2 separate regions of the Homo sapiens genome follow, and region 2 is linked to region 1. A link is a contact called in ENCODE Hi-C or POLR2A ChIA-PET data. All regions are on one chromosome and are shown on one strand. The core of a region is the stretch at or near the end of the contact, and the rest is flanking DNA. Distances in the headings are between cores, read along the strand shown. Region 1 holds the start of YPEL1 (yippee like 1). Region 2 holds the start of TOP3B (DNA topoisomerase III beta).

What was found. A loop is a pair of places that touch in the nucleus more often than their neighbours do. ChIA-PET counts read pairs that join two places held with the same protein, here RNA polymerase II (POLR2A). Pooled maps may share reads with other maps.
Region 2: a pooled map shows a loop between it and region 1 (8-fold over the local background). The contact joins the promoter of TOP3B here to the promoter of YPEL1 in region 1. A Hi-C loop is called at or near these places in 9 of 50 pooled maps. POLR2A ChIA-PET finds 5 or more read pairs at or near these places in 3 of 52 experiments (K562, activated T-cell and activated naive CD8-positive, alpha-beta T cell).

Annotation. Positions count from the first base shown.
Region 1 is chr22:21,732,071-21,739,851 of GRCh38, forward strand. It overlaps YPEL1 (yippee like 1), which reads right to left and starts at 3,724. Exons shown (of 5, transcript NM_013313.5): 1 at 3,545-3,724. RefSeq lists silencers at 3,373-3,422, 3,443-4,292.
Region 2 is chr22:21,978,262-21,986,042 of GRCh38, forward strand. It overlaps TOP3B (DNA topoisomerase III beta), which reads right to left and starts at 4,526. Exons shown (of 18, transcript NM_001282112.2): 1 at 4,469-4,526. RefSeq lists enhancers at 307-476, 3,927-4,913, 4,411-4,705.

The DNA.
Region 1 (7,781 bases), core at 2,474-4,973:
TGGGCAACAGTGGTTGGCTCCAGGATTTCCATTTTACTCTCACCTGCCAACAGGTTTTTGGTACTCAGCATCTGTATAGCAGGTGTAACGTCCTGGCATTTGCTGGCGGAATCGATTTCACCCTCTTGACTTCTTTCCTGAATCTATCTCGCACTGCTTGCTCCAAAAACCCTTAGCCCTCTATGTCTTGGCTATTGAGAACTTTCTTCAACCTCCGCTCAAATCTCTTGTCAAAATTCCCACTCCCTAGAGCTTTCACTGATTATTAGATCTAACTACTTAAAAACATTTACGTCAACTTCATTTAACTCTAATGAAAAGCATCACAGAACAGTTTGAAAGCAGGGGGGCTTCTATTGCTTCTTCATATTCAAAACAATTTTGTTTATTAGTCTTCCATGGAGACAAATATGTTAAAACTACAGGGTTGGCCAGGCGCGGTGGCTCACGCCTGTAATCCCAGCACTTTGGGAGGCCGAGGCAGGCGGATCACTTGAGGTCAGGAGATTGAGGCCATCCTGGCCAACCTGGTGAAACCCCGTCTCTATTAAAAATACAAAAATTAGCTGGCTGTTGTGGCGGGTGCCTGTAGTCCCAGCTACTCAGGAGGCTGAGACAGGAGAATCGCTTGAACCCGGGAGGCGGAGGCTGCACTGAGCCGAGATCACGCCACTGCACTCCAGCCTGGCGACAGAGTGGGACTCTGTCTCAAAAATAACAACAACAACAAAAACAAACAAACAAACTGCAAGGTAGGCTGGGCTCACACCTGTAAATCCCAACACATCGGGAGGCTGAGACTGGAGGATCACTTGAGGCCAGGAGTTTGAGATCAACCTGGGCAACACAGTGAGAACCCCAAACCTCATATCTACCAAAAAAAATTTTTTTTTTATATAGCTGGGCATGGTGGTGCACACCCACAGTCCCAGCTACTCAGAAGGCTGAGGCTGTAGGATTGCTTGAGCCCAAGAGGTTGAGGCTGCAGTGAGCTATGATTGTGCCACTGTACCCCAGGCTTGAGTGACAAAGCAAGACTCTGTCTCTCTAATATAACAAAACAAGGCTGGGCACTGTGGCTTACACCTGTAATCCCACCACTTTGGGAGGCTGAGGGGTGGCAGATCATCTGAGGTCAAGAGTTTGAGACCAGCCTGGGCAACATGGTGAAACCCTGTCTCTACTAAAAATACAAAATTAGCTGGGTGTGGTGGCACATGCCTGTAATCCCAGCTACTCGGGAGGCTGAGACAGGAGAATCGCTTAACCCTGGAGGTGGAGGCTGCAGTGAGCCGAGATCATGCCACTGCACTCCAGCCTGGGTGAGACAGAGCGAGACTCTGTCTCAAAAAATAAACAAATAAAGTAACAAAACAAAACTAACTGGGGGTGGTGGCTCACACCTATAATCTCAGCACTTTGGGAGGCAAGGGGGGAGGATCGCTTCAGCTCAGGAGTTTGAGACCAGCAACAGAGTGAGATCCTGTCTCTACAGAAAAATCAAAAAATTAGCTGGGTATGGTGGTGTGTGCCTGTGTTTCCAGCTACTCAGAAGGCAGGTGGATGGCTTGAACCTAGGAGGTTGAGGCTGCAGTGAGTGGAGACAGTGCCATTATACTCCAGCCTGGGTGACAGAATGAGACCTTGTCTCAAAAAACCAATTTGTTTGTTGAAATAAACAAACCAAAACAAACCAACAAAAAAAGAAAGAAAAAAGGAAAAAACCTATAGGGTAGCCTCTTTCCCTTTTCCTGCATCCCTGCCCCTTGACACAGGTGCTGGTGGAACTTAGTGAAGACAGGCAAGAATCAAGAACAGATGTTAGAGGAACACTGCTCTCAACCTAAAGAAAATAGCTTTATGGTGAGGTATAGCAGCTCAAGCCTGTAATCCCAACACTTCAGGAGGCTGAGGCAGGTGGATCACTTGAGCCTAGGAGTTCAAGACCAGCCTGGGAAACATTAAGTGAGACCCCAGTCTCTACAAAAAAAAATGTAAAGTTAACCAGTCATGGTGGTGTGCACCTGTAGTCCTAGCTACATGGGAGGCTGAGGCAAGAGGATCACTTGGGCTCAGGATGTGGAGGTTGCAGTGAGTCGTGTTTGTGCCACTGCACTCCATCCTGAGCAAGAGTGAGACCCTGTCTCAAACAAAGAAACAAACAGAGAAATGGCTTTATAAATTACAGTGATTCAAAGGTGAAAAGGCTTAATACCCACAGTTTAGTGACAAGAATGCACCCAGGTGTTTTTCATATTGGCAAGTGTACCACAGCAGTGTAGGATGGGGTAAGGATAGGGAGCACTGGGTGTAGGATATATTGGGATTGTCTGTACTATCTTTGCAACCTTTATGTAAATTTAAAGTTTTTCCAAAATAAGAAGTTATTTTAAAAGAAGACTATTGCTCAGATTGGTAATTAAGAGCGCTCAGTTATTATATAAATGCTCAATATGGGCCCAACCCGTAGGGGTTCCCACAAGTAGATGAGACTCTACCCTGTAGGGCCCAAGAGGAAACACCATGAAGGTCCTGGAGATCCTCTTATTCCTCAAACATGCCACTACCATTGCCTCGCAAGAGCCCTGAGGGGGACCAGTGCATGATTGTAAGACAAAATGACATCAGGATTAAGCACAGCTCCTGGCACCTGGCAGGGGCTCAGCAAACATTTGTCACATCTATAGCTTGCTCAGGTGAGGTGCCTGGAAAGTCTCCCCAGTGGTGGTAAACCTAGTCTTGGGACCTGAGTAGGGAATTAGGAGTGTCAGGGGCTGGTGGGTGGGAAGAATAACATTCTTAGCAAAGGAAACATCAGGTTAAGGTGGGTATGTTTTAGATAGAGGAAGAAGAAATGCAACGGAACAGAAAAAGCGTGGGGCGGGGAAATTGATGTCTTCCATGTTCATTATCTGCCTAAAATAGAATCTCAGCCTTTTTTCCATCCTTAGAATTCAGCACATAATTTGGACATCAAAGATGTCAATCAGAGCCAAGCATGGGGGAGGCGGACCCTGTTTAGATCTCTGAAGCTCAGGCTTTTGCAATCTCTGTTAACGAAACCTATGCCACAAGTGGTAAATACCGAGGACGCTCCATTTTAGTCATGATCTTTATGTGGCTACTTGAAAAGCTTTTCCGCCTTTCTGATAAACATTCCTAGGAGACCTCTTTTGCCCTCATTTCCTTGCCCAGTTGAGGCTGTATTTTTTAAGGAAGGAAAATCCAAAAATCAGGGATCTTGTCCATTTTCCCTATCTTTTCACGGCGGGGCGGGAGAAGAGGGACAGCGGGGGAGGTGGAGAGAAGAAACGGCGGGGGAATCAAAGATTAGGCGTTGTTGTCTGTGCCAAAACGGAGTGAGCCCAATATCAACAAATCAAAATCCAAAACGGAACAAAAAAGTCACAGGCCCGCCCTGCTCGCGCCCCCGCCCGCCCGGACGCCCAACAGGTGCTTCCCGGGCCCGCCCGCAGCCACAGTATCCTTGGGTGGCCACAAAGTAACCGCCCGCGCAGCTGCAGCCAGGCCCGCCCGTACTCACGGCCGCTCCGCGGTCCGCGCCCCGGCCCGCAGCGCCCATCCGGCCCGGGCCCCGGTCAGCGCGGGCTCGGCTCTCAGGCGTTCCCGGCGCGGCCCGGGACGCGCTGAGGCCGTTAACGCCTAGGCAGGGCGCGAGGCATCCTCCCGCCGCCGCCCCGCGGGCCGCCTGCCCTTTGTTTTGGAGCCGTAGCCCGGCCCAGACGCCGTTAACAGCCTTGGAGCGCGGCGCCGGCCAATCAGCGCGCCATGTCGCCAGCGCCCCGCCCCCATCCTGCCTCCGTTCCGCCCCGCGTCCCGCCTGCCCCGCGCGCCCCCGCCCCGCGCGCTCCGGGCCAAGGAGCTCCGCCAGCTCGCACCCGGCCGGGACGGGCAGGAGCCCACGTGCCGCGGGGCGCGCCGCACTCCCATTGGCTGACCCGCCGGGCGCGGCCTCGGAGCCAGCCTGTAAGGGCCGAGGGACACGGGGGCGGGGCCGCGCGGGGCGGGGCGAGAGCAGGGGCGGGTTCCGCGAGGAGCGCCGCGCTCGGACGCAGGCTGGCTGGGCAGGGACACTCGGCCGGCGGGGCTGGCGGTGGTGGTCACTCGTTCCTCCGGCTCGCGGGGATGGGCCGAGGGCGTGCAGGGCCCGCAGCTCCAGAGGCTGAGGCGAGCTTGCGCGCAGCCTCCTCGTCCAGCGCCGTGCACGTACCGCCCGTCCGCGCGGTCGGCCGCGTTGTAGGGGACGGACGTGGAGGCCGAGGCGAGCTTGTGTGCGCCTGACCAGGGCCCGCCTTGGCCGGACCCCTCCGCGGCCGGGTCCCCAGAATGCGGTCGTCCGTGCTGTCCCGTCCCCACCACCCTCTCTGAACCCAAGGACCTAACCCCCTAGGACCCCCTCGCCACGGAGGACCCCCCGGGTCTGCGTCTGGCCCCTCGCTCTGCTCCAGGACTGCCGCGTCAGACCCTACAGAAAGCCCCTTCCTCTGGGTAGTGCTCCCGACGCCCCGGCAGCCTGCGCCACCCCCACGCCTCTAATGTCACTGTTTTCTTGGTTCCGTATCCCTTCTTTAAAAAAATATATATTATTTGAAAATAGATATGTATTATTTGAATATATATATTTGAAGGCTGGGTGTGGTGGCTCACGCCTGTAATTCCAGTACTTTGGGAGGCCGAGGCAGGAGGATCATTTGAGCCCAGGAGTTCAAGAGCAGCCTGGGCAACATAGTGAGACACTGTACCAAAAAAAAAAAAAGAAAGAAATTAGGCATGGTGGTGCACACCTGTAGTCCCAGCTACCTGTGAGGCTGAGGCGGGAGGATCACTTGAGCCCAGGAGGTCGAGGCCTCAGTGAGCCATGATCGCGCTACTGCACTCCAGACTGGGTGACAGAGCGAGACCCTTCCTCTTGAACAAAAAAAAAAAAAAAGAAAAGAAAAAAACCAAGAAAACAACAAAACCTCTATTGAGGTCACAATGTATATAACATTGTTATCAGCGTCCTCTGGACGTATTCTCTTGTTTTCTGCAACCCACTGTGTATGTAAAGATCTCTTCAAGTCGCTAAATGTACACCTGACTCATAACTTAGATTGTGGCTGGATGTTGCCTTTTTTTTTTTTTTTTTTTTTTTCCTTGAGACAGGAGTCTCGCTGTGTCGCCCAGGCTGGAGTGCAGTGGTGTGAGCTTGGCTCACTGCAACCTCCTCCTCCTGGGCTCAAGCGATTCTCCTGCCTCAGCCTCCCCAGTAGCTGAGACTACAGTTGCCCGCCACTAGGCCCGGCTAATTTTTGTATTTTTAGTAGAGACGGGGTTTCACCATATTGGCCAGGCTGGTCTCGAATTCCTGACCTCAAGTGATCCGCCTGCCTCGGCCTCCCAAAGTGCTGGGATTACAGGCATGAGCCCACGCGCCCGGCCCCATTTAACTATTTTAAAGTGTACAGTTCACTGGTATTAAATACATTCATAATGTTGTGCAACCATCATCATCATCCCTCTCCAGAACTCATCTTGCCTAAGTAAAGCTCTGGACTCAAGAAACAATGACTCCCGTTTCCTTCTACCCCATGCCCCGCACCACCCCATTCTACTTTCTGTCCCTATGAGCTTGACTGCTCTAGGTGCCTCACATAAGTGAAATCATCTAGTATTTGTCTTTTTGTGGCTTACTGTGACTTTTGTGGCTCATTTCACTTAGCATAATGTCTGCAAGGTTCACCGATGGTGTAGCACTGTCACAGTTTCCTTCCTTTTTTTAGGCTGAATGATATTCCATTGTATGTAGATACCACATTTTGTTTCTCCACGCATCTGTCAGTGGACACCTGGCTTGCTGCTTCCATACTTTAGCTATTGTAAATAATGCCACTATGAACTTGATGGTACAAACATCCCTTGGCACCCCTGGTTCCAATTATTTTGGGTATATACCCAGAAGTGAAGTTGCTGGATCATATGGTAGTTCTATGTTGAATTTTTTAAGGCGATTACATACTGTTTCCCAACGTAACTGCACCATTTCACATTCTCTCCAACAGTGTACAAGGCTTCCAGTTTCTGCACATCTTCACCAACTGTTATTTTCTGTTTTTTGACAGTGGCCAGCCTGGTGCATGATGGGTTTGGTTTGCACTTGCCTCGTGATTAGTGGTGTTGAGCATCTTTCCGCGGACTTGGTGGCGTCAAGTGTTGTTAACTATGACCACGTGACCACATGACCTATTTCATTTTATCTGTACAACGTTTCTGTTTGGGGTGATAAAAAAATTTGGAATTGGTAGTGGGAATGGCTGTACAACAATGTGAATGCCACTGAATTGCACCCTTAAAATTGTTACAATGGGCCGGGTGTGGTGGCTATGCCTATAATCCCAGCACTTTGAGAGGCCCAAGTGGGCAGATCACCTGAGGTCAGGAGTTCAGGACAAGTCTGGCCAACATGGTGAAACCACCGTCTCTACTAAAAAAAAAAAATGCAAAAAAAATTAGCTGGGCGTGGTGGTGTGTGCCCGTAGTCCCGGCTACTCAGAGGCTGAGGCAAGAGAATCGCTTGAACCCAAGAGTTGGAGGTTGCAGTGAGCCGAGATGGAACCACTGCACTCCAGCCTGGGCAACACAGTGAGACTCTGTCTCAAAAAAAAAAAAAAAGTTAAAATGGTGAATTTTGTTATGTATATTTTACCACAATAAAAGTAGTAAAAGAAAGTCTACATTGTGATCTAGTACACATTTGGATGAACAAAAAGTTTCATGATTTAATACATACTCTTATTTATTTTGGGCAATGCCCTAACATTTCTATCCTCCTCTGTTTTTATTAACAAAATCCCAGGCACGACCTTCTGGGTGGCCTTGGGCAGCACCATCAGCCAGGCCTGCAGCCTGCCACCCCCGCCTGCCTTGTGGTCGCACCATTTATAATCCACTTTCCCACAGCCCACTCAGGAACACCACCTTCAAGCTCCAGGGCTCCCTCCCTTTAGCGTCCCAGCTCCATGCCTCAGCATGCCCTCCCACTGGGGGCTGCCCTCCCCCATGCCCACTTCCTCCCTAACCCCTTTCCCACACCCCACCCTCGCCTGTCCTGGAGAAATTCAGCCCCCTCCCCCAACTGGGAAACGCACCACTGCAGCTGGCTGCTTACTTTGGGGACACCAGTTTCTAGGGAAGCCTAGTCCTCCTGAAAACCCTCCGCCTGCTGCACCTCCGGGTCTGTGCAGGTTCCACCATCCTGGAAGATGATATCATGCCTCCTCCCCTCTGCTAACTCTGTGTCCAACTTTACAGAGAACATAGAGATGGGAGAGGACTCCTCCCTGCCCCCACTGCTAAACATCCCATCCTAAACATCTGCCCTGCCTGCTGCCATGAACACGTGGCTCGCCCTTAGTCCTGCCCCCCACGGCTTACTGGGCTGCCCCATCAGGGTAGGAGCCGTGCTCTCAGCTCCACGTACCCTCTTTGGCTATGCCCACCTGCTCTGCAACTCTTCAGGGCAAGATGACACAGAAGGGCCTGGCCTGGGCGCCTCCCATGCCCACCTCCCATTCTCAGGGTTCCATCCCAACCGCTCCAACATCATGTCGCAAAACATCATGTCGTCACATCTGGGCTCAGCCTATACCTTACTGGATGGTCCTACTAGCATTTCCTACAGTGGGGCGCTTTTTAAAAACACTTTCTTCACTTAGATTCTGGGGCTCCACTCTCTTCCTCACCAGCCTCCATTTCCCCACCTGCCCTCACCCTCCTGATGT
Region 2 (7,781 bases), core at 3,276-5,775, 250 kb after region 1:
TCAAGAATGACCTGAGGCAGAGCTGGGCATGGGCTCACACCTGCCATGGGCTCACACCTATAATCCTAGTGCTTTGGGAGGCGAAGGCAAGAGGACCACTTGAGGCCAGGAGTTTGAGAAGAGCCTGATTAACACAATGAGACCTCATCTTTACAAAAAAGCAAAAGGAACAACCCATGGCTTTGGCTTAGGCATGACAGGAAGGGACTGGCAGTCTGATGTGGGACTTCAGGTGTGTTAAACGGGACCTGCCCATTGGACAGCCTGGGTGGCCTGGAGGAGGTGGCAGCAATGTGGAAGGAGCCCAGGCTGGGGGTCGGGAGATGAGGAGCTAGCAGGGTGAGTCAGGAGGGGTAAGGTCCTGAAAGCCACAGGAAAGAGCACTTCAGGGCAGTTATCACCATGTGGGGGACACTGACAGGCCAGGCGAGATGGCAGCTGAGACCTGACTGTAGGGTCTGGCAAACAGAGCCCTGGGTAATCCTGATGGGGCCATGTGGTGAGTGACAGATGAAAGCTGCATGGGGTGAGCTCAACAAAACCTGGGAGATGGGAGAAGGCTGGTGCACTGTCCCCTCTTGTTTCAGGATGGTGGCTGTGCCAGCATGTTCTCCGCTGATGGGACTGCTCTGGCGAGAAGGAAAAGAGAAGCTGCGTGCCGGAGGGGAAGGAACTGCTGCAGTGATGGCCTTGGGAGGGTGAGGGGCAAGAGAGGCAGCCGGTCAGCATCCAGGCGATGCAGAGCTGCCACAAGGCTGCACTTCTCTTGGTGGAGGAGGAGGCATGGTACGGCTGTCCACTGAGGGAGGACAGGTGGTGATGCTGCGGGCAGGCCCACAGCAGAGGAAGCACTGGATTTAGTTAGATGGGAGAGTCCAGGTGAGTAGGAGGGAGAGGGAGTGGGTCAGGGTTCGAGGGGAGAGATTACAAGGACAGAACCTGACTCTGAGTTGGGTGAAGAGGGAGGTGAGGGTTGGGGAGGGTCCACAGAGGGTGTGCTCTGTGGGGTCCAGGAAGTGAGGCACAAGAGCAGGAAGTGGGAGTCAAAGAAGCAACTCCCAGAGGGTGGGAGGCTCAAACAGGAATTACAGAGGGGCCTGGGTGGTGGCATGCTGACCCAGGGAGGGCAAGGGCTGTGAGACAGGTAGAGAGTGAAGTCACCTGGGGAGACTCACAGGAGTCAGTGGTGGGCCCTGACAAGACTGTCCATGTGGACTCTGAGTCCCCAGGAGGTAGGACAGGGCAGCGCTGGAGTGGCCTCAGGCTGGGCACGGTGGTGCCTGTGATGAACCACATCACTGGGGAGTTCTCTGCAGCATTATCAATCATGATAAAAGGTTAGAAACAAGCTGGTGTCTGTCAACAGGGAGGTGGTTAAATAAAAGCATGGCATTCTCTGGCCGGGCGCGGTGGCTCACGCCTGTAATCCCAGCACTTTGGGAGGCCAAGGTGGGCAGATCACGAGGTCAGGAGATCAAGACCATCCTGACTAACGTGGTGAAACCCCGTCTCTACTAAAAATACTAAAAATTAGCTGGGCATGGTGGCAGGCGCCTGTAGTCCCAGCTACTCGGGAGGCTGAGGCAGGAGAATGGTGTGAACCCGGGAAGCGGAGCTTGCAGTGAGCCGAGATTGCGCCACTGCACTCCAGCCTGGGCGACAGAGTGAGACTCCATCTCCAAAAAAAAAAAAAAAAAAAAAAAGCATGGCATTCTCTACAGTAGAGCACCTGGCAGCATTACAAAGGAAAGCATCTGCTTGGTACATACTAACGTGGATCAGATCACTGAAATAAATCATGCTAAGAAAGCTGGGCATGTAACGGTGTGTAGAGAGCACTGCCATCTGTGATCACACATATGTGTGCACACGTGTGCACTTGATTATGAAGAGGCGATATGTCTGGATGGAACGCAAAACAAACAGTCCAAGCAATCACCTGGAGTGGGTGTTAGGGCCTGGAGGTCAGGGCTGGGGGTGCCTCCTCACCACATTCCCTTTTGCACCTTTTACATTTAGCGCCTGGACACAGGTGACTGAGGGACAAGAACTAAGACAAGGGACTTTACAATAAAACCAGAAAAATAAAGGAGGGTTGTAAAGGGCATTGTTCAGAAAGGATGCCAAAGGAACTCCCTCACTAAAGGGGCTTCTGCTGCTCATCATGCTGTGCAGGGGAAGAGGTCCAAGGTCGGCCTTGGGCTGTCAACCTTGTTCCCCACTTAAGAGATCACAGGACTACAGTGAAATCAGTAATCTTGACCAGAAAGCTGTCCCAAATAAAATGACAATTTGCTTTTTTCCTCAAAATAAGTAAGTGGATGTTCCCCTTAAATGTACAACCATCCCACAGTGAAAGAGCCGAGGCCTTGTGGAATGACGACACTGTCTGCAGATGAGCTCTCTGGCCCATGACAGCTCCAGCTGCATCTCCCAAGGCTCTGCTGCGCACCCACCTTTCCTCCCTGTGCGCCAGCAGGCTTCGGCCTAGGCCACTTTTCCCCCTTAGTCTACTTGCTCTGACCCCTGCCCCTCCCCTCCTGAAGACTGCATCTGGCGTCAGCAGTCTGTCTCTCCCACAATTGTCAGGTTCATTGCCATATTTCTGGCACCCAGCATGCACTAAATGCCTGCTGAGGGAATGAATGAACAACCAAGGTGATTATGACTGGCCTCTGCTCTCCGTTCTGGGGAAGTTTTGATTCTACCAAAATCAGAGGCCCAGAAGTGAGGTTTAAAAGAGATTTAGGGACTCCCCTTCTCTCACCCTGGGAAGCCAGAGGCCAAAAGGGAAAACTCGCAGCAGAGGGGCATTGTTCTGTGAGGGTCTGAGTTTCCCATCTCTTCCAAAGTAGGAAATTTTGTCCTAAAATGTTTCCTCAGATTTTCTCATGTCTATGCCACAGAGTAGTCAGCAATTATGTATGACATAATGAGGACACACCAGGGACCAGGCAGTCCTGCCAGCATCCTAGGCAGGGATGCTAATAGGTGCTGCCATTTTATTGGCCTAGACTGGGACTGTGGGGTCAGAGAGACCAGAGCTCCAGTGGCTGGACTTGGTTGTTCTAGAACCCGTGCCCCAAGCCTGATCCTGTCCTGCCTCTGTGAGCACTCTGATGGAACAGCAGCCCAGCTTTGCTTCCTTGTAGCACTCATCACTACACTTGGTACAGCTTCCATCTACTTATTCAGCTCTTGTCTTACAGCTCCTAGAAAGTAAGTAAGCAGCAGGAGAACACGGGTTTTGCTTTGTGCATTCTCACGGTAAATAGACAGTGAGCAAATACTTTGCGAGGCTGAGGCAGGTGGATCACCCGAGGTCAGCAGTTCAAGACCAGCCTGGCCAACATGGTGAAGCCTGGTCTCTACTAAAAATACAAAAATTAGCTGGGCGTGGTGGCGCATGCCTGTAATCCCAGCTACTCAGGAGGCTGAGGCAGGAGAATCACTTGAACCCGGGGGCGGAGGTTGCAGTGAGCTGAGATCGCGCCACTGCACTCCAGCCTGGGTGACAGAGTGAGACTCTGCCTGCAACAAAACAAACAAAAAAAGAAACAAGCAGATGTGGCCTGGGAGTAGGCCTAGCAGTGGTCTGAATAGCATTAAAATTCCTAGGATTTACCACCTCAGTAACTTTACCAAATGCTTCTAGAATCAGGAAAAGAGGGAAACAACCATTTCTTAAGCTCCTCCTTTGTAGTAGGCACACCATAGCTATCAACACTATTCAATCTCGCCAGCAACCCCATAAGGCAGGTGTTGTAATTTTTTAAAACTGTGAGTAAATGGAGGTTCAGAACAAGTCACACTAGTGTCAGGTGACCTTGGCAAAAGAATCCCAGGACTGGCTGGCCATCAAGCCCAAGTTAGGCTGGCCTCTCAGGTCCTGTTTCAAAAGGTGAGAAGATAAAAAGGCAAGACTAGGAACATCTTACCTTTCACTTCTGCGAGAAATTATTGCCCCTGGATTCCAGCTAATTTGTTCACAAAAGTACCCTACTTCATTTACAGATAACAGGTCAGAGAACCTGGGTGCCCTCAAAACCCAGCCAGGGCCTAGGGGGCGGCGAGTGGAAGCTGCCTGGGTGTGTACCGCACCGATCTGGGCCCCGGTGGCTGCACAGCTTCCCTGAGCCTCAGTTTCCCTACCTGTGAGACTGGTACAGCAGATCTCACCCTAAAGAGCTGTGGGAGGGTTCGAAGAAGAAAAGTATTAACCACAGCGCCTGCTCCCTGCAGGCACATGGCGGGCCCATCTCCACCTCCCTGAACCCCCACAGCAAGCCCCGCGGGAGAGTATCACCCCCGCCAGGGAAGAGGCAACAAGAATGCAGAGCCCGGCCCGGGCGCTCTCCCGAGCTCGCGGGTCCTCCGCCGGCCAACGTTCAGGAAACAAGCCAGAAAAATGCGTGCGCTTCCCGCCTTTCTGAGCCGCCGGGCGAGGGTCCCGCAGCCCGCCGCTCACCCACAGCCGCACCGCGGATCCAGCTCCGGTCCTTGTTCCCGGGGCGGCTACCGACAACCCCTATTTCCGGGTCCAGCCGCTTCTGGCGTCCCCGCGTCCGGTGTGCCAGCGTCTGCCCTCCGGCTCCGGCGGGTCGGCGTTCTTAGGTTCCGTGGCTCGCGGATTCCGGGAGCACCCCAGGGAGTGGCACTTGCACGCCGCGGACCGCAGGGATCCCCAAGCCCTGCACCCAGATTCTTCCCCGCCACGGAGAGACAATCATGACAATTATCATTACAATGATTATGAAAACTGGCATGAAAACATTTATGCTGTTAATAATTAAAATAATAAAAATGTACCGATGTGTGTATAGCAGGCTTCTTTTCGATGCTGTAAAAAAATCTGTGGAATGAATGAATGATCTGTGTAAAATATATTTGGAAGATGAATTCTAAAATTAAGTTATTTATTTATTTATTTATTTATTTATTTTGAGACAGAGTTTTACTCTTGTCGCCCAGGCTGGAGTGCAGTGGTGTGATCTCGGCTCACTGAAACCTCCGCCTCCCAGGTTCAAGCAATTCGCCTGCCTCAGCCTCCTAAATAGCTGGGATTACAGGCGTGCGCCACCACGCCCAGCTAATTTATATGTGTATGTATATATATGTGTGTGTATACATATATATATATATTTTTTTTTTTTTTTTTGAGGCGGAGTCTCACTCTGTTGCCCAGGCTGAAGTGCAGTGGCGCAATCTCGGCTCACTGCAACCTCCGCCTCCCGGGTTCAAGCGATGATCTCGCCTCAGCCTCCCAAGTAGCTGGGACTATAGGCGCTTGCCACCACGCGGGCTAATTTTTTGTATTTTTTTAGTAGAGACGGGGCTTCACCGTGTTAGCCAGGATGGTCTCGATCTCCTGACCTCGTGATCCGCCCGCCTTGGCCTCCCAAAGATTTCTATATTTTTAGTAGAGACGGGGGTTTCACCGTGTTAACCAGGCTAGTCTTGAACTCCTGACCTTAGGTGGTCCGCCTCCCTCGGCCTCCCAAAATGCTGGGATTACAGGTGTGACTCTTCACGCTCGGCCAACTAATTTATTTGTTAGAGCATTAGGATTATGGAAGGTTTAAAATACGTTTTATGATCTTATTTTAAATAACATACACACATTGCCCTTGTTCCTTGTAGATTTTCCCAACCTGCTGTTTTTTTTTTTTTTTTTTTAAAGACAGGGTTTCACTCTGTCACCCAGGCTGGAGCGCAGTAGCGAGATCACAGCTCACTGCAGCCTCGATCTCCTGGCGTCAGGCGATGCTCTCACCTCAGCCTCCCCAGTAGCTGGGACCACAGGTGCCAGCCACCAAGCCCAGCCAATTAATTTTTTTTTTTTTGGTAGAGATGGGGTCTAGGGGGAGGGTCTCACTATGTTGCCCAGATTGGTCTCAAACTCCTGGCCTCAAGTGATCCTCCTGCCTCGGCCTCCCAAAGTGCTGGGATTACAGGGGTGAGCCACTGTCCCGGGCCCCAACCTGCCTTTATTGGAATGATCTGTGTAAAGTATATCTGGAAGATGAATTCTAAAATTAAGTTATTTATTTATCTAATTTATTTTGATAAATAATAAGTAGTCTGGATAGAGGCTCTGGAAAAAGAAAAGTTCTATAGGCAAATTAAGGTTTGGAAATGTCACAAATTATGAGTCACGGTGAGACTTCACTTTCAAAGCAGAACTCCTGATTCCAAACCCACACCTTGGTAGGTTCTTCGTCTCCAAAATGGCAACTCCATCTTCCTGGTTGCTCAGGGACAGAGCCTGGGAGCATCCTGGACCACCCACAAATCCTGCCATTACTGTCTTTACAATACAGATGCTCCTCAACTTCAGATGGAACTACATCCACATAAACCCATCTTAAGTTGAAAATATTGTGACTCGAAAGTACGTTTTTGACTTATGGTATTTTCAACTTACTATGGGCTTACCCAGATGTAGCCCCATCATGAGTCAAGAAGCGTGCAGAATGCATACTGGTTTTGTAGTTGAAAAATCCTGTAGGTGGAAATTGTCCTAAATCGAAGACTGTATATCGGAGATCCCCTCAAGTCTCCCTGCCTCCCTGCCACCACCCTGATCCGAGCTCCTCCTCTCCCTCCAGGTCTCCACCTTGCCGCCCTGCAGTGTGTTCTCCACATACCAGCCAGGGCTAAGATTGGCTCTGTTGGGTGCTACCAGTTGGCTGAAAGAGAAACCCAGAGGCCCTCAGCTCATTCCATCAATCCAGTTCCAGAGTTCATTGTATGGAGCCCTAGGAAGGACCTGAGGCCTGGGCCAGCAGGAGGCGCTGAGTGGTCAGCTCTGAAGGCCAGGGCGTCGGGAAGTGTTCTTGGTCAGAGCAGAGAAACTGCAGTTGCCTTGTGCTTTCTTCCCGGAGAGCCCTGCAGCTGACCCTCTGCCAGAGCTTTGGGTCAGGCTTTCTGACTGACCCTTAGGTTGACAAATGACCCAGATTCAGAGGAACCCTTCAACTTGGAGGTGTCTCCCTATTGGGACTCCCCCCAACCCCAGCTCCACTCTGACCAGGGAGATGGTGGCCTAGGATCGACTCAGCGAGAGGGGCCGTTCTTCTTTCCCCATGGCTGGGGAGAAACTGACTCCCCTAAAGAGTAGCAGCAGACTTGCCTGCAGAGGCCTCCTCTAAGGAGTGTGCAGAGGCCATGAGAGAAACTCAGGTGCCCAGACACCGCCATGGGACTTCAGGAAGCAGAGCCCTGGGGTGTTTCCACCATGGTCTTGACTTTTCTCCTCTTCCTTACCCTCCTCACTTACTGGGCAGGTGCCTGGTTATGGTGGATGGGATAACTGAGGGCTCCTGGACCTCTCTTCTCTCTGGTTCGGCATAGGCTGGTCCATGATTTTGATAATACTATTAATAGTTAACATCATGCAGTGCTTACTTACTCTGTTCTAGGCACTGTTCTGTTACTGACACAATCCTCATTACAACACTAGGAATTAGATATTATTATTATCCTTATTTTACACATAAAGAAGCAGGACACATAGGCCAGGCGCGGTGGCTCACGCCTGTGATCCCAGCACTTTGGGAGGCTGAGGCGGGCGGATCACCTGAGGTCGGGAGTTAGAGACCAGCCTGACCAACATGGAGAAACCCCGTCTCTACTAAAACTACAAAAAATTAGGTGGGCATGGTGGCGCACATCTGTAGTTCCAGCTACTCGGGAGGCTGAGGCAGGAGAATCGCTTGAACCCAGGAGGCGGAGGTTGCAGTGAGCCAAGATCATGCCATTGCATTCCAGCCTGGGCAACA